Linked DNA regions of Homo sapiens: region 2 is linked to region 1. Evidence: chromatin loops called from intact Hi-C (ENCODE). Cell type or tissue: sigmoid colon. All regions are shown on one strand.

Region 1 (8,000 bases):
TCCTGCAAAGCAGGGATCATGCATATCATGTTATTTACATTTCTCCATAATAGCACTTTGAATGCTGTCTGGTACTTAGTGGATTCTAAGTGAATGTTCTCTGTTGACAAGAGTAGAAATAAAGACCAAATTCACCAGTTATTATATATAATATGGAATCAGAGGAGAGGTAGAAATATGTGAGACATAATGTATCTCTGGAAGAACTGAATCAGGGAAGGTTTCAATTCCAGTAGTAATGGGTACACTCCCATAAATCACCTTTTTCCCGAAGTAAGGTGGCACTGGGGCCCCAGCCTGGGAGCTGAAAGGAAGAACAGTCCTCTCTCCTTCCTTTCCTAATTCCTGGAGGAACTCAGGGCCTGGGTGAGATCCCCATCAGCTGCAACTCATGCAACTGATATGCTTAAAATGTCCCTCATAGATGGGCCTTGAGTGTACTTGGGGTTGTAAAGTGCAAGCCATGAGCTCTTGGGCTGTTCTCTGCTTTGAATTTTACATTGGTGCCTTCTTCAATGCTTTGTATAATGTGATATTACATTGCCATATTGATATGAAAGAATATTGTAATTTATGGATAAATGTTATAAACCAAAGTGAGAGGAAGAGGAATAGATGGAAAAGTACTTTTATAGGTCTGAATATAAACTTACATCAATGAGGGTAAAGCTGTTAGCTTTAAAAAAAATGTACTTATGTACTTTAATATGGGGTGGCTGGTCAATAAAGGAAAGCTACCAAGAAAAGTTGAAGTGTTTTTCTCTCCTCGGCAGTTGTCTTGAACACCCTATGTTTACAAAGCACTTTCACAACATGACAGTATATTTATCTTCTTGTTTTTTCTCATTGGACCTTCATAATAACCCTGTGAGGAGAGACACCTTTATTCTCTTTACTTTATAAGTAAGAAAATAGAGGCTCAGAGAAGAATGGTTGTGAAGGACTACTATTCGCTCTGTAGTCCCAGTTAAGGGCACAAGCCCCTTAAAGTCCTGATATAGTAAATATTTATGGACTTTAATTGAGCTGCCTAAGTTTATGGTGCTTTCAGCTTATAGTCAGTGGGGTAGCACTTAAATCTAGGCTGTTAGACTTCATAGGAAGAGCTCTTTCTACAATACCGTTGTTTTCTAACCTTATGATTAGAAACACACACCTTAGGGAGTGTGTAGACCTGGTTTTTAAAATGAAAAAAGAAATGAAAATCTTAGATCCTCACATAAAAGTAGTTGTAGTTTTAATATCAATTGAGAAAATACAGCATGTTAAAATGATAGACTCACTGACTTTAAATAAATTTATGTTTTATAATGGTAAGAAGGGAGACATATACAGTAAAAATGATGCATGGAGGAGACTGTATAGATTTTATCTACAAAGCTGGCTGGGCTTGTGGATTTGTTGACCTGTTGCTGTAATCTCATGGGCTCCTTCCAGCACTTTCACGCTCACCTTTTGGAAATCACTTCTCCATTAGTATTTTCTTCTCAGTATTACCAAAGAGGAACTGTATAGATTTTATCTACAAAGCTGGCTGGGCTTGTGGATTTGTTGACCTGTTGCTGTAATCTCATGGGCTCCTTCCAGCACTTTCACGCTCACCTTTTGGAAATCACTGTGTAATATTGATGAAGTTTTTAATGCCTGTGACAGGATTTCTTCCTGGTCTTCACCTGACAATCTAGGGCAGCGGAGGCCCATTATTACGTAAAGTTTTAGATTTAGGGAAACTGAGGAAGAGTACCCTGTGGCCAAATGGATGAAGGGAGGGCAATACACTGGGAACTTGGGGGCTCCTGTACTGACAGGACGAACATTTTGCCATCTTGGGTAACCCTGGATGAATCAGTAATCACTCTGAAGTCCAGTTGTCTAATATTTAAATTGCATAAATCATAGCAATTTTATCTACATCACAGAGTTGTTGTAAGGAAATTATAAGGTATGTGAAAATAATATGGTAGATAACATTCATTGAATACTTATACTGTGCTGAGGATTTTACATGTATTATCTCACATCATCAACCCAACAACCCAAAGTAGCTGTTATTATTATTATTTGACAGCTTTACAGATGAGGAAGCAAAGCTAATGGAAATTTGATAATTTGTTCAGACTCATAGAGCTAGTAAGTGCAGAGCTTATGCTTAAACTCAGAACCGACTTGAAACCTCATGTTCTTAACCACTTTCCTATATTATCAAGATGAAAAATTGGTTAAACAGGTCAGCATTAACTTTTTCTTACGTAATGTATGCTTTGATTGCTGTTTGCTGATAAACCAAATGTACAGTCATGATGATTTGTGGAAAAAGAATACCAGGAGAATCCCACTCCCTTGATGAGTTCACGGTTCAATCAAAGAGCATTTCAGTGGAAATGGGCTGTACAAGCAAGACAACCAAATCCTGTCCTGGATCAACAAGGAATCTATTACTTTTAAGTAAGAAAGCAATTATTAAAAATATTCTTCAGCAGAACTGAAATTAGCTGGCAACAAATTTTCACACTGCACCCTACTTTGGGAAGAAGAGACAAGTAACAATGGAGCTAGGTGAGAGCAAAGATACCTAAACAAGCAAACAAACCCAAACAAATCGGCAATAACAACAAATAAGGAAACCATACCTGGAAGATTCCATTTCAGTGCTGACACTGTCCATAACTACACTGCACTTTGAGAAGCTGATTCCTCATAAACCTAACAATGCCCCTTTGGTGTAGTAAATAATCATTTTCAAAAGGATGAAATCATGTTAAGAATACCAGTAAGGCAGGAGGCAGGACAATTGTAAGTATGCTAACAATGCATCTGAGAAATTTCACAACATGAAAACAGTTCAATACAAACACACCAGACATTCCCAATCTGAAGCATTCTATTTAATGGAAGCGCTCATGTAGTAAGATTTATGTGTTAATGGTATATTTCTAATATAGAAAGTTTTCTTTCCTTCTCCCTGCTTTAAGGAGCCTGTTCTGATATTAAATTGCTTTAATACGCTGGTGGGAAGAGAGAATTAATTCAGTAACAACAGTCCTCAGAGGAGCAGAGGCTACTGGGCTGTTTTCTGAGGGACAGAACAAGCGGTGTCCTGCCTAGCTGCTTTTCCTGGCCCAGGGTCTCAGGCAATCATCTATTTACCTAAGGCCTTATATCCAAGCTAAACAATTATTTTGACTATTCATTGAGTCCTTGTTTAACTTAAGCAACTTGTTTTTTTTCTTCTGGCATATGAAAGGTGCTGTGGAAGCTGGTAGGAAGCGTTGACAGCCTAGAGTCATGTCCCCAGTCTGTTCTTATTGTGTTCCAAAAGGAAACAAACAGCAGGGGCATTCTGATTTTGAAAGGCTGCTGCTTTTTTTTGCCCCTTCAGGCTGACAACATCACATGTCATCCCCTGTACTGAAGGCTGCAAACAGGCTCAGAGCTGAGCTGAATTGCCCCAGGAGCCACGACCTGACCTGACGACAGCCCCTCACCCTCCCTGAGGACAGGGCTCCGGAATGGACCTCTTGCTTACTTGGCCTCTCACGCTGCCTCTGGTTAATAAAAGCTTGTGCTAGGAAGCAGATGTCTATGTAGCCTCTTATGTAACTGGCAAAGAGGGTGGAGACTCTGACAGCGATGACAACTTACAGTGGCTGAAACACAGGCCATGTGACAAGAACCAGACTCTGGCCCCTGTCGTGGTATGTCAAGGTCATTTCAGGGTGAGGAAAAGGTGTCAGGGACAGAGCAGTAGCTACTGGGCTTCCATGGCATCTGAGATGAATGAAGAAGATAGTGACGTTCTTGGTATAAACAGGTTGCACGGAATATGGGATAGAGATTCATAGCAGGGGCATCACTAAGGAACCAGGAAGATGAGATAGTGCTGGTATCAGAAAGGTGAAGCCGCAAAGCAGCCCAAATATGGTGGGAAAGAAGCAGCTCTCATGAAAGGTATTCCTCTGAGCTTGCTGAGCACATTACTAATTCATGTCACTGCCACCACTTGCAAAATAAAGACAGAGAAAATCCAGATCCCAAATCTCAGACAACTTTCACCATACTGCACATCTCAGCTAGAAGCTTTGTTTATTTCAGCTGACTACTCTCCAAATTAACTAAGTGAACGATTTCTCCTAAGATGTTTATCTGGCCTAAAAGAGAGGAGGAAGGTTGTGCAATTTAATCACTCCATAGATTTATGGGATAGCACAAGCAGCCAGTTCAGATAACTTAGGCAGAGATTATTGTTCCGAGTACCATGATCTTACAGGAGGGAGCCAAGATGGCTGATTAGACCCAAATTTCCCCTGTGGGCGTTCAATCTTCCACTTTCTTGAGTGACACTGGGCCTGCCTGGTCATCAAGGACTATGTGCTGAACTGGCTAAGTAGGAGGCTTCCTGTCCATTGTTCTGTTTCACTAGCTGTGTGTTCCTGGGCTGTCGGTGAGAGAGCTTTGTATGTAGGAAAGAGGCAAACCAGGAGTTAGTCGTCCAGAAACCACATTTTTCGCAAAAGGAATGAAACACAATTTTCTTTGCATGTGAAAAAAGTTCTTTCTTCTCTTCTTAAAAATCTTGATTTGCATATAAAAATCAGAGAAAAGGGAAATTTCACTAAGTTAGAGTCGCCAAACAATACTGCATCACCTTGCATCTTTAGCTTAGAATGATGACTTTCTGACAAATGTGCATTTTGGAACTTGAATGCTGAAAAGTGAATATGTAAATAGTAGTGTGTTTGTTTTCTAAAGAAGGTAAGGCAGGTTTTAGACTAGTGTCAACAAGAGCTATCCTCATTTTTGAGCTTGATAGTTTTTCAGAGGGAAAATGAGAAAAAAGTAAGCTTCAATCACCAGGAACATAGGAGTCTCATAAAAAAAGATACTGAACAAGAAGCAGTGGGAATGCCCAAGGAGAATTTCAAAAGCTGTAAAAGACCTTAAAAGAACACAAAGACATGTCTTTTTATAAAGGTTGGGTAGAAGGAGAACAACTTGAGGAGTCAACTTGGGGACTATGAAATCTGGGTCTGCCTTCAGTAATGAAAACACGGATGGGTGTAAGATTACGCATCATTCACGTATTTCTGGGATAATACTTTTAATCTCCAGAATTTCCACCAAGCAAAGTTCGTTGTTTTTTAGAAATGCATTATATATAAATTGCTTAGCACAGTGCCTGGCACATAGTTGGTATTCAAAAACCAGTAGCTATTGTTCTTACTTAGTTACCATTCTTCCGATGGATATTCTGTGTTCCTTCCCAAACCCCCACCCACCCCCTACCAGCTCCTTAATTGTTGGTATTTTTAGGAGGATTTTCTAAATGTCAGGATCTGTTTGAAGGGCTTTATGTGTATGAGCACCTTTAGTCCTTGTGACAAGCCCCAGGCATAGGTGTGTGTATCATCCCCACTGTCCTGAGGAGCACAGAGAGCTTATAAAGTGACTAAATTGGGATTCCAGGTGCCCTCGGGAGCCCTTGCTCTCTAAAGCACTCCTGCACGTGGCCAGCATCTCCATTCTCCACAACAGAGACCAGGAACAACTACGCATGATGTACTTCATAGGTCCCTTCAGTCTTCCCAGGCCATGTTTCTTCTCTCTCTGCTGGACATGACAGGGTTAATAAAAGTGAGCACCAAAACTATGTCCTGAGGAAAACCGAACATTTATCCTGGTGTTTCTTCACAGCAACATTATAAGCCCAGGACAACAGGTGTGCTGTGGACCACAGCTCGGGACCCATGAACCCCTAGTGGTGCAGGTTAGACTACAGGAAGATGTAGACTCCACTGGAGTGTGTAGGTATCTTGCAGTTTGGTAGAACATTTAGGTATGGGAGTCAGCAAAGGGGCCAGTTTTTGGGCAGGCTGAGGGGATCCTAAACTAATTCAGTTCATTTCAACAAATGCTTATGCAAAACATTACACAAAATGTTGAAAAGTAGGCGAAGACAGAAATAGAAACTACCATTGGAGAATACTACAAACACTTCTACACAAATAAACTAGAAAACCTGGAAGAAATGGATAGATTCCTGGACACATACACCCTCCCAAGACTAAAGCAGGAAGAAGTTGAATCTCTGAATAGACCAATAACAGGTTCTGAAATTGAGGCAATAATGAATAGCCTACCAACCAAAAAAAGTCCAGGACCAGATGAATTCACAGCCGAATTCTACCAGAGGTACAAAGAGGAGCTGGCAACATTCATTCTGAAACTATTCCAATCAATAGAAAAAGAGGAAATGCTCTCTAACTCATTTTATGAGGCCAGCATCATCCTGATAGCAAAGCCTGGCAGAGACACAACAAAAAAAGAGAATTTTGGACCAATATCCCTGATGAACATTGATGCAAAAATCCTAAATAAAATACTGGCAAATCAAATCCAGCAGCACATCAAAAAGCTTATCCACCACGATCAAGTCGACTTCATTCCTGGGATGCAAGGCTGGTTCAACTTACGCAAATCAATAAATGTAATCCATTACATCAACAGAACCAACAACAAAAACCACATGATTATCTCAATAGATGCAGAAAAGGCCTTAGACAAAATTCAGCCTTTCATGCTAAAAACTCTCAATAAACTATGTATTGATGGAACACATCTCAAAATAATAAGAGCTGTTTATGACAATCCCTCAGCCAATATCATACTGAATGGGCAAACCTGGAAGCATTCCCTTTGAAAACCAGCACAAGACAAGGATGCCCTCTCTCACCACTCCTATTCAATATAGTATTGGAAGTTCTGGCCAGGGCAATCAGGCAAGAGAAAGAAATAAAGGTATTCTATTAGGAAAAGAGGAAGTCAAATTGTCTCTGTTTGCAGATGACATGATAGCATATTTAGAAAACCCCACAGTCTCAGCCCAAAATCTCCTTAAGCTGATAAGCAACTTCAGCAAAGTCTCAGGATACAAAATCAATGTGCAAAAATCACAAGCATTCCATACACCACTAACAGACAAACAGAGAACTAAATCATGAACTCCCATTCACAATTACTACAAAGAGAATAAAATACCCAGGAATCCAACTTACAAGGGATGTGAAGGACCTCTTCAAGGAGAATTACAAACCACTGCTCAACGAAATAAAAGAGGACACAAATAAATGGAAAAACATTCCATGCTCATGGATAGGAAGAATCAATATCGTGAAAATGGCCATACTGCCCAAAGTAATTTATAGATTCAATGCTATCCCCATCAAGCTACCACTGACTTTCTTCACAGAATTGGAAAAAATTACTTCAATTTCATATGGAACCAACAAGGAGCCTGCATAGCCAAGACAATCCTAAGCAAAGAGAACAAAGCTGGGGGCATCACGTTACCTGACTGCAAACTATACTACAAGGCTACAGTAACCAAAACGGCATGGTACTGGTACTAAAACAGATATATAGACCAATGGAACAGAACAGAGGCCTCAGAAATAACACCACACATCTACAACCATCTGATCTTTGACAAACCTGACAAAAACAAGCAATTGGGAAAGGATTCCCTATTTAATAAATAGTGCTGGGAAAACTGGCTAGCCATATGTAGAAAGCTGAAACTGGATCCCTTCCTTATACCTTATACAAAAATTAACTCAAAATGGATTAAAGACTTAAATGTAAGACCTGAAACCACAAAAACCCTAGAGGAAAACCTAGGCAATACCATTTAGGACACATGCATGGGCAAAGACTTCATGACTAAAACACCAAAAGCAATGGCAAAAAAAGCCAAAATACACAAATGGGATCTAATTAAACTAAAGAGCTTCTGCACAGCAAAAGAAACTATCATCAGGGTGAACAGGCAACCTACAGAATGGGAGAAAATTTTTGCAATCTATCCATCTAACAAAGGGCTAATATCCAGAATCTACAAAGAACTTAAACAAATTTACAAGAAAAAAAACAACCCCATCAAAAAGTGGACAAAGGATATGAACAGACACTTCTCAAAAGAAGACATTTATGCAGCCAACAGACAT
Region 2 (8,000 bases), 180 kb after region 1:
TCTAGGTGTTCTTCTACAGTTTTTATAGTTTCAGGTATTATCATTTACAATAGCCACAAAAAGAATAAAATTCCTAGGAATATAGCTAACTAAGAAGGTGAAAAATCTCTTCAATGAGAATTATAAAATGCTTCCGAAAGAAATCAGAGAAGAGACAAACAAATGGAAAAACATTCCATACCCACGGACAGGAAGAATCAATATCATTAAAATGGCCATACTGCCCAAAGAGTTTATAGATTCAATGCTATTCCTATCAAACTACCAACATCATTTTTCATAGAATTAAAAGAAACTATTCTAAAAGTCATAGAGAAGCAAAAAAGAGCCTGAGTCACCCAAGTAATCCTAAGAAAAAAAGAACAAAGCTGGAGGCCTCACACTACCTGAACTTCAAACTATACTACAAGGCTACAGTAACCAATCAACATGGTACTGGTACAAAAACAGACACATAGACCAATGGGACAGAATAGAGAACCCAGACATAAAGTTAAATGATTTTAAAACAAAGCATAGGGAGCATAAAAATAAGGTTATCAGATTAATTTAGCATACATGTTACAGAAAAAAATGGAAGCAATGACAAAATGTATTGTTTGTGAAGAAGAAACGCATTTTCTCCAGAAAAAGCTCATTAAACTATATGCTAACAAGTATGTTAGATGAATAGGCTGCTATTGAAGAAACAATTAGAATTATGGTGCTATAACCTAAGAATATTTAATAAGAACATGAATTCAACATACTTCATTAATTCAAGCAGCTACATTAATTCAAAGAATTCATAAAGATTATGCGGAATCTTTATGAGTCAACATTTTGAGAGTATCACTACTGCTGATTTTTCTTCTTTGTTCAGTAGGTTTATGCAGGAAAAGATAAGGAAAATTTATTAAGCACTTGCCGCACAGTAGAAGTCGTTAGATTGGTTTGGATGGGGTTCAGGACATGCCACCCCAAAATGTGGTACATCGTGACATTTGAGAAAGCAGTAGAAACAGGAAGGCCTTTCTGACCACCACCCTCTACCCCTGCTCTTCTCTCCTGAAGGAGGTCATAAAACCTAGGAGGGATTTTCTGATCTTCACCGGAAGCAGGTCATATGACCCTCTTTGAAAAGTGCTCTCCCTATACCCGGGGTATAGGAGCCAAAGACACAGAGATACCAAGAAGAATGTGAACACACAGGTTTTGCTAAGCCCCCCCCACCCGCAGTTCAGTACCATTAGACCACACCCTTTGTCCTCTAATCATATTTCCTTGTGACCGCCCACTCTTCCTCAAGCCTTTCATAAAAAATACAGAGGTTTGCCGGGCATGGTGGCTCACGCCTGTAATCCCAGCACTTTGGGAGGCCAAGGTGGGCAGATCACGAGGTCAGGAGATTGAGACCATCCTGGCTAACACGGTGAAACCCTGTCTCTACCAAAAATACAAAAAAATTAGCTGGGCGTGGTGGCGGGTGCCTGTAGTCCCAGCTGCTCGGGAGGCTGAGGCAGGAGAATGGCGTGAACCCAGGAGGCGGAGCTTGCAGTGAGCCGAGATTGCGCCACTGCACTGCAGCCTGGGCGACAGAGTGAAACTCCATCCCCCCTCCCCCCCCCCCCCCCAAAAAAAAGAAAAAACAGAAGCATGCCTCATTATTCAGGCTTCATTTCCTAAAGAAGTCTACAGTGTCATGTAAAACTTATATAACCAATTTATATTCTTTTCTTTTGTTAATCTGTCTTCTATTATAGTGGCCTCAGCCATGAACCTAGCGATGGGTGAGGGAAATCCACTGCTTCTCACCTACAATTTTCAACACACAAACGAACAAAAGGGCAAAACATTTTTTAAAAAAAATTATGTAGTTTGTGTAAAATGAATATCAGGGAAAAAATAGTCAGGCTAGTGCCTTTCAGAAACACTATTTTTGAAAAGCTATTTGGGTGGCATAGGAGAGCATAAGCTGTTAAGATCTTTCAAGCAAGGCGTTAAGATCATTCTAATTGTAAATGTTATTCAACCAGGGCTTTTGCTTTTTTGTTGTCTTTTAAGAATTATTTAAACAATATGCGCAGTATTCATTTCAGAATTTTTTTTTCATGCTGAAGTCCCTTGGGTGTTTTGTGGCAAGGTACTGGCAAAAATTCGTTTTCACTGAATTTCATCTAGTGAAATAGTTCTCAAAAAACTGATTTCACTAGTTTGCATGTCTTGCTGATTTTTTGTAGTAAACAGAAGAAGCTCAGTTTTGCAATGTAAGATCACATTGTAGTCAAACTTAAAATTTTAAATAATGTGTCAGCAATGAAATAAATTTGACTGAAAGCTAAAGTGACTATCTAGCTGAGATAGAGAGTGAGGTATGCCCTTTTTGGATAATGTGAGGGATTTCAACTGACAAGTTGAACATCTTATAATGTTATAACATTCCCCAGTGTTCACTCAAGATCTAAACTGCCTGAGGACCCTGTTACTGACTCTTTCCAAGTTGAACCCTTGGCAGTTAGGGAACATAATGTTTGTTGGGTATTTTTAATGATTTATTTTTTAAATATTAAATTTTCTACTTCTTTTCTTTCAGCTTCTGTTTCAGTTTAATTGAATAATATCTTGAGACAGGTTGGCATATAAACTATTAAAAATGTTCATCATTTTCAGCTACTTATTCATATGAAACAAGATTTTCCCCATTTTACAAAAAAAAAAAAAAACACCCAAATATAGAAATACAGTGTGTGCTGACGTTGATATAAAACTATATCCATCACCCAGCCTTCAAATGTTTGTGTTTTTAGAACAGCATCTTTTTTTGTTGTTGGTATTTTAAAAACCAACCTACCCACTCAACCTAACCACTTCTACTATATGACAAACACTTAATAAATTTTCCTTGTATTTTCCTATGTTACTCACTGATTGACTTTGTAAGTAAATATACTTTTACATTAAAAACTATATAGTACTATAATACTTTGATCTCTTTCATTTATTGGAAATTGTGCATAAGATTCTGCCACTCAAAAAAAAAAAAAGAAAAACAAAAATACTTAGAGGTGACATCCCACAAAAAAAAAAAAAAAAAAAAAAAAAGAGAGAGAGAGAGATTCCACTACTCAGAGTTTGAAATTCACTGTTCTAAGCAAGCATTATGTGGTAGAACAATTTCTGGTCCTGCTACCAGAAGACCTGAGTTTGGTTTCAGATACACCAAGTAGATGGTATGACTTCGGACACGTCACCTTGCTTTTCAGGCTCTCAGACTGCTCACCTATACACAGGGCAGGTTATGGCATTCTGGGGAAATTGAGGAAGCTAGGATGGAGCTGGAACAGAGAGAATCTAGAGGGAGCAGAATGTGGGGCCACCCTCAAAGCTCTACCATATGGTACAATATCCTTTGGATAGACTATATCTATTTCTCTACATCAGAACAATTAAATTGTTTCCAATTTTTTAGGTCATAAGGAGCATTGTGATGAATGTATTTTTACATGTTTTTTAGGTTAGGAAATTTTTCTGGAATAAGAATTATTGAATGAAAGAATAATAACTTTAGTTTTTTTCTAAATACTTTCTGTAAAACACAGGTCTAGAAAATTTATTCAAATTTTGGCCGGAATTGAATGAGATTGCCTGTGCACCTTCCTATCACTAATTGTTTTTACATTTAAAAAAATTTGTCAACTTGATAAGCAAGAATGTATTTATTATTGCTTTCATTAGATTTCTTAGATTACTAGTGAAGTTTAATATATGTTTGTGTCCATCATTTCTCTGAATTTCTTTTACTGTGTACTGCTAACCATCTCAGTTGTTATTTTTCTACTCTTGGTAACAACTGGTTGGTAATAGTAATTGTTTCATACAGTTTCTTTGATTATAAAGGATATTAATTCATTGTCATATTTTACAAGTATATTATCAAGTTTGTCACTTGTGTTTTAATTTTATAAAATTTCCATGTATAATTTCTACATTTTTATGTTGTCAAGTTTGACATTTGCTCTCTCATTCATGACTTTTATACCTTGAAACTCCTTCTGTGTGGTAAGACCACTATATGTGTTCATTTCTTTCTATTTTATATTGTTCTTAATACAAACAGCTATTCATCTACTTTTTTATGTTTTATCTGAGATTGGTATAACCTACTTTTTTCTAAAAAGTCAGTTCTGCCTATACCATTTTTTGAATGACCCATCAGTTTCCCATTGTTTATGAAGCTTTACTAATCATATACTAAACATTTCATATATAATACAAATCACTTAGTGTCAATTTTACATATTTTTAATATTCTATGAAATGTGATATTTATACAAAGATCTCTATATACCTTACAGATTAATTTTAGTTATCAGATATTTTTACAAAGTAATACTGCGTCTGTGTAATAGCTCTAAGGCAAGTCATGCATCTTCTTGGTGTCTCCATGCCTAGTGCAGAGTTTGCCACACAGTAGGCACTCAGTATATAGCTACGGAATTGTATGAGCCTTTTTCAAGAGAAATATTCTATTTTGTGTGACAAAAGAAGGGACATAAAGTAGACTACATAGATCGTGTTGGCTACTTCAGCTTCTTTCTCTTCTTCTTCTTTTTAAATAAACACTAATAAAACAGGATTGATATCTCTTGAAAGTTCTAGTGAAGCAGGGAGGTTTTCCAGAAGGTGGTTGGATCCCTTTATTAAAAGCATCTGTGCCACGGCCACTGGCAGAAGCCCAAACATCCTGAAGTGGACGGCTCTGGGAAATCAGAAAGATAGAACACAGCCAAATTCTAAGATGGAACAAATCGTAAAGTCATACTGCATCTTAATTTGATGACCCACAGGAAAGGTTTTTCTGCCTCATCAAGTCTATAAAGCAAGGTATTTATGGTTTTCTTGAGCACTTAATAGGTAACAAGAGTAATGTATAATGATGCTATTACACTGACTTAACATAGACTGTTTCTTAAGGTATGTTGTTAATTTTACTACTTTGATTTTCTCCATGTGTGATTGATTTTGCATTCATTGTTTCATAATATATATCCAGCCTCAGTAAAGCATTCCAAAAGCAGAAGCAAGCAAGCACTTAGGGAATATTCACATTAAAGAAGTCTTGTAACTCAAAAGATGAAAAATGCCATGTATCTCCTCTCCAATATGGTAATTAACAGCTGAAAGTCAACTCTGGATCATCTGTATAGTGGGGCAGTAAAGGGCATATAAAATCATAAATAAACCCAGACTGGTTTTTGTTTTGGAATGGCTCCTGTACTTCCATATGAATAAGAGAGTGACTCACCCCCTTGGGAATTCACAGTACATCAAACCAAATTAGGAAGCCAGGCAGCTGTGACCTGGTTTTGTAAGGGCCAAGAAAACTACAGAGTTTCACTACTGAACCTAGTAACTCAAAATGATTCCCTGGTTCCCATGCCATTTGATACATGGGTGTACCTTACTGACTCATATAAAATGCCACTCTGGGCTTGTGTTTTCTCTTACCTTACCCAGAGTTGTATGTGAGGAAATAAAGGCTTGAGAGATCTTGAGGTGGCAGTTTACAGGAGGGTAAAAGGAAACAGGAGTTAGAATAAACAATGTTAGTAAAAACTTGGATGCAAGATTGACCTTATGCAATCTCTAAGGTAAATCCCCAAGATTTATTTCATATAACTACAGTAAAAATAACCCTCATGAATTGAGTTCTAATACTAATGCTCATTTCAGGTACATTGAATTGAATGAGGGAGAGAGTTCTAAACTGCTTGTTCTCAGTCTACTCCAGTAAGTTTTATTTTTCATTGTTTTGGGGATGCTTTTGGGAAGGATAGGAGGTTGGGATGAAAGTATAAGGGGTATTTTTTTATAGTAGAAAGGGATGTGGAGAACAGGGTAGAAAGAGACTCTGATTGTATTAATTTAGGATCTGATAATATTCGTCCAAATTTGATACACTCACAACCTACCCAATAGCTATGACTTTTTGGTACCTGGTTTAATTTTCTGTGAAGGTATTAGAATAAAAATTAGGAGATATATTCTATTTATTTATTTTCATTGGCAAATCAGCCTTGTTTCTTAAAGAAAATGGAAACCTGTTTTTATAAAGAATTACTGAAGTAGTTTTCCTTGAAAAAAAAATCTTCAGAATGTCCAGATGATGGATATATTATGCTATGAAAATTTTAATATAGGGGAACATCTCATAATGGAAACAGCTTAATAAGCAGGGAATTTCCATGCACTGATTTCTGTAGAAACTCTAGTATTATTTTTATTCCTTGTTTGGTTACAAGCAATGTTCTCTTGGCTTTTGTTCAGGGTAAAGCTTACAAAACTGCCTGTTGGGTTCTTTCATCGTTATTGTTGCCACTGGAAGGGCTTTTACCACCACTTTTGAACTCTACAGCCTCCTGAATATATCTGTCCATCTAAGAAAAGGATTAAATTCAAGATAACCCTTGTCATCTGCATGCTGCCACATGGTTAGGATGAAGACTGACACACGAGACAAGTGATGGTAAGTTGGAAATAGCCTGTTATCCAAGAAACGACAGTTATTTTCTTATTTTATACTCAAAGAAGTGTGGCACTAAACCAAAATATTGTCGTCTACACTCACTGACTTTAATAGGCGATCCTCCTCGGGGCCTGACCACCCCCAAGCTCTTTCTGTCTTACCCTCTATTATTCTTTTAACAAAGCTTGAAAATTTATAAGGAACTTTGCTGGCACCTCCCAAGAGAAAAAGAATTCACCAGTGGCCACTACCAGCACCACATTGTTTATCAGAACATAAAGTTCGGTTGAAATCCCGCAGTGACGTCATCCCCCAGCACTTACTGATGAAGCTAGGGACAATTCCAAGACATTTTCAATGGGATTGGATACTCTGCGCAGGAAATGGTCAACCAGCTTGTACTTCAAAGACTTTTCCTCTACTTAGGTTGTGCTTAGCTCTTAAAAGACGTGGAAAGGAACCTAAATCACAGACTCAGGCTAAGTTGATTCTTAAAAAGATTCCAAGAGAACTTCATATGCTGTGGTTATTTTTCTGTGGGTTGATAACTTGATGTAATTACTGGCATTTAGGTGACTCTTTTTCTGAAACATCGTTAGACTCATGGAGACTTTGCTCTAGGAATGGAAAAACATTCACTATCATATGGGTGACACAAAAATAGTCCAGAGAGACTGGTCTTTTAGGAGGTGGAGCTGCAAATGGTTTGAAAAGCAAACTGCCCACATTGATGGGGAGGGTCATGTATACCTAGATGTTGAAAACTAGGATCAAAGAAATAACTTCTCAAAAGACTAAGAGATCAGAAATTTAGGATACATGTATTTAGATGGAAAAAGAAGCATGGGGAGGACTTGACATGCTATATGCCAACCTAGGTGTTAAATATTTAAACTTTTTCTCATTCTATAATCTATGTGTTCTCTATTCTAATTGGAAATGATATGAAGCAGATATAGGCACATTTTCTATTTATAGAAATGCATTATGATCTTGAATTCTCTTTTGCCAATGAAATTTTTGGATGACACGACAAATATTCTTATAAAATTATTAAAGAAAATGACTAAGCTAAAATTAGTGAAGGCTCATGATCACTTTTTAAAAAATCTGAATGTTTCAACATTATCTAGGATACTTAAGACAAGAATATAACCTTTTAGGGTCAGGAGACCTAGGTTTAAGTTTGGTTTTCTTATTTATAAAATAAGGATAGCAATATTTACTTTAAAGATTTCTTGTGAAGGCTAAATGAGCTAATTTTAAAGAGTTCTCTAAACAGTAGTGGTAGTAATGATAATAATAATAAAAACAACAGATGAGGCAGAGTTTCTTCAGTGCTTACAATGTGAGGGGCACTGTTCTGTCCTGTATTAACTCCTTTAATTTTCGCAACTCCTTCGTGGATCAGATACTATCCTAACAACCCTTTAACATATAAAGTCAATCATAGAAAGGTTAAATAATTTGCTCAAAGTCATTTGGTTAGTAAATG

What was found. Hi-C counts contacts between places; a loop is a spot of excess contacts. Peaks named below come from ENCODE experiments on the same cell type or tissue, not always from the same donor. Only the 100,000 strongest peaks of a DNase experiment are listed, where the experiment ranks them.
Region 2: it touches region 1 in a loop (13-fold over the local background); 2 of 110 quality-filtered maps call a loop at or near these places.

Annotation. Positions count from the first base shown.
Region 1 is chr6:136,099,548-136,107,547 of GRCh38, reverse strand. All of the region lies in intron 2 of PDE7B (phosphodiesterase 7B), which reads right to left. Among named protein-coding and RNA genes, the nearest start is that of PDE7B-AS1, 31 kb to the right of the region's middle. In sigmoid colon, no CTCF peak of the experiment used is centred here; a DNase peak (open chromatin) is centred at 3,577; H3K27ac peaks cover 1,595 bases.
Region 2 is chr6:135,919,699-135,927,698 of GRCh38, reverse strand. The region is part of intron 1 of PDE7B (phosphodiesterase 7B); the gene reads right to left. Among named protein-coding and RNA genes, the nearest start is that of PDE7B, 72 kb to the right of the region's middle. In sigmoid colon, no CTCF peak of the experiment used is centred here; DNase peaks (open chromatin) are centred at 4,708 and 5,318; H3K27ac peaks cover 569 bases.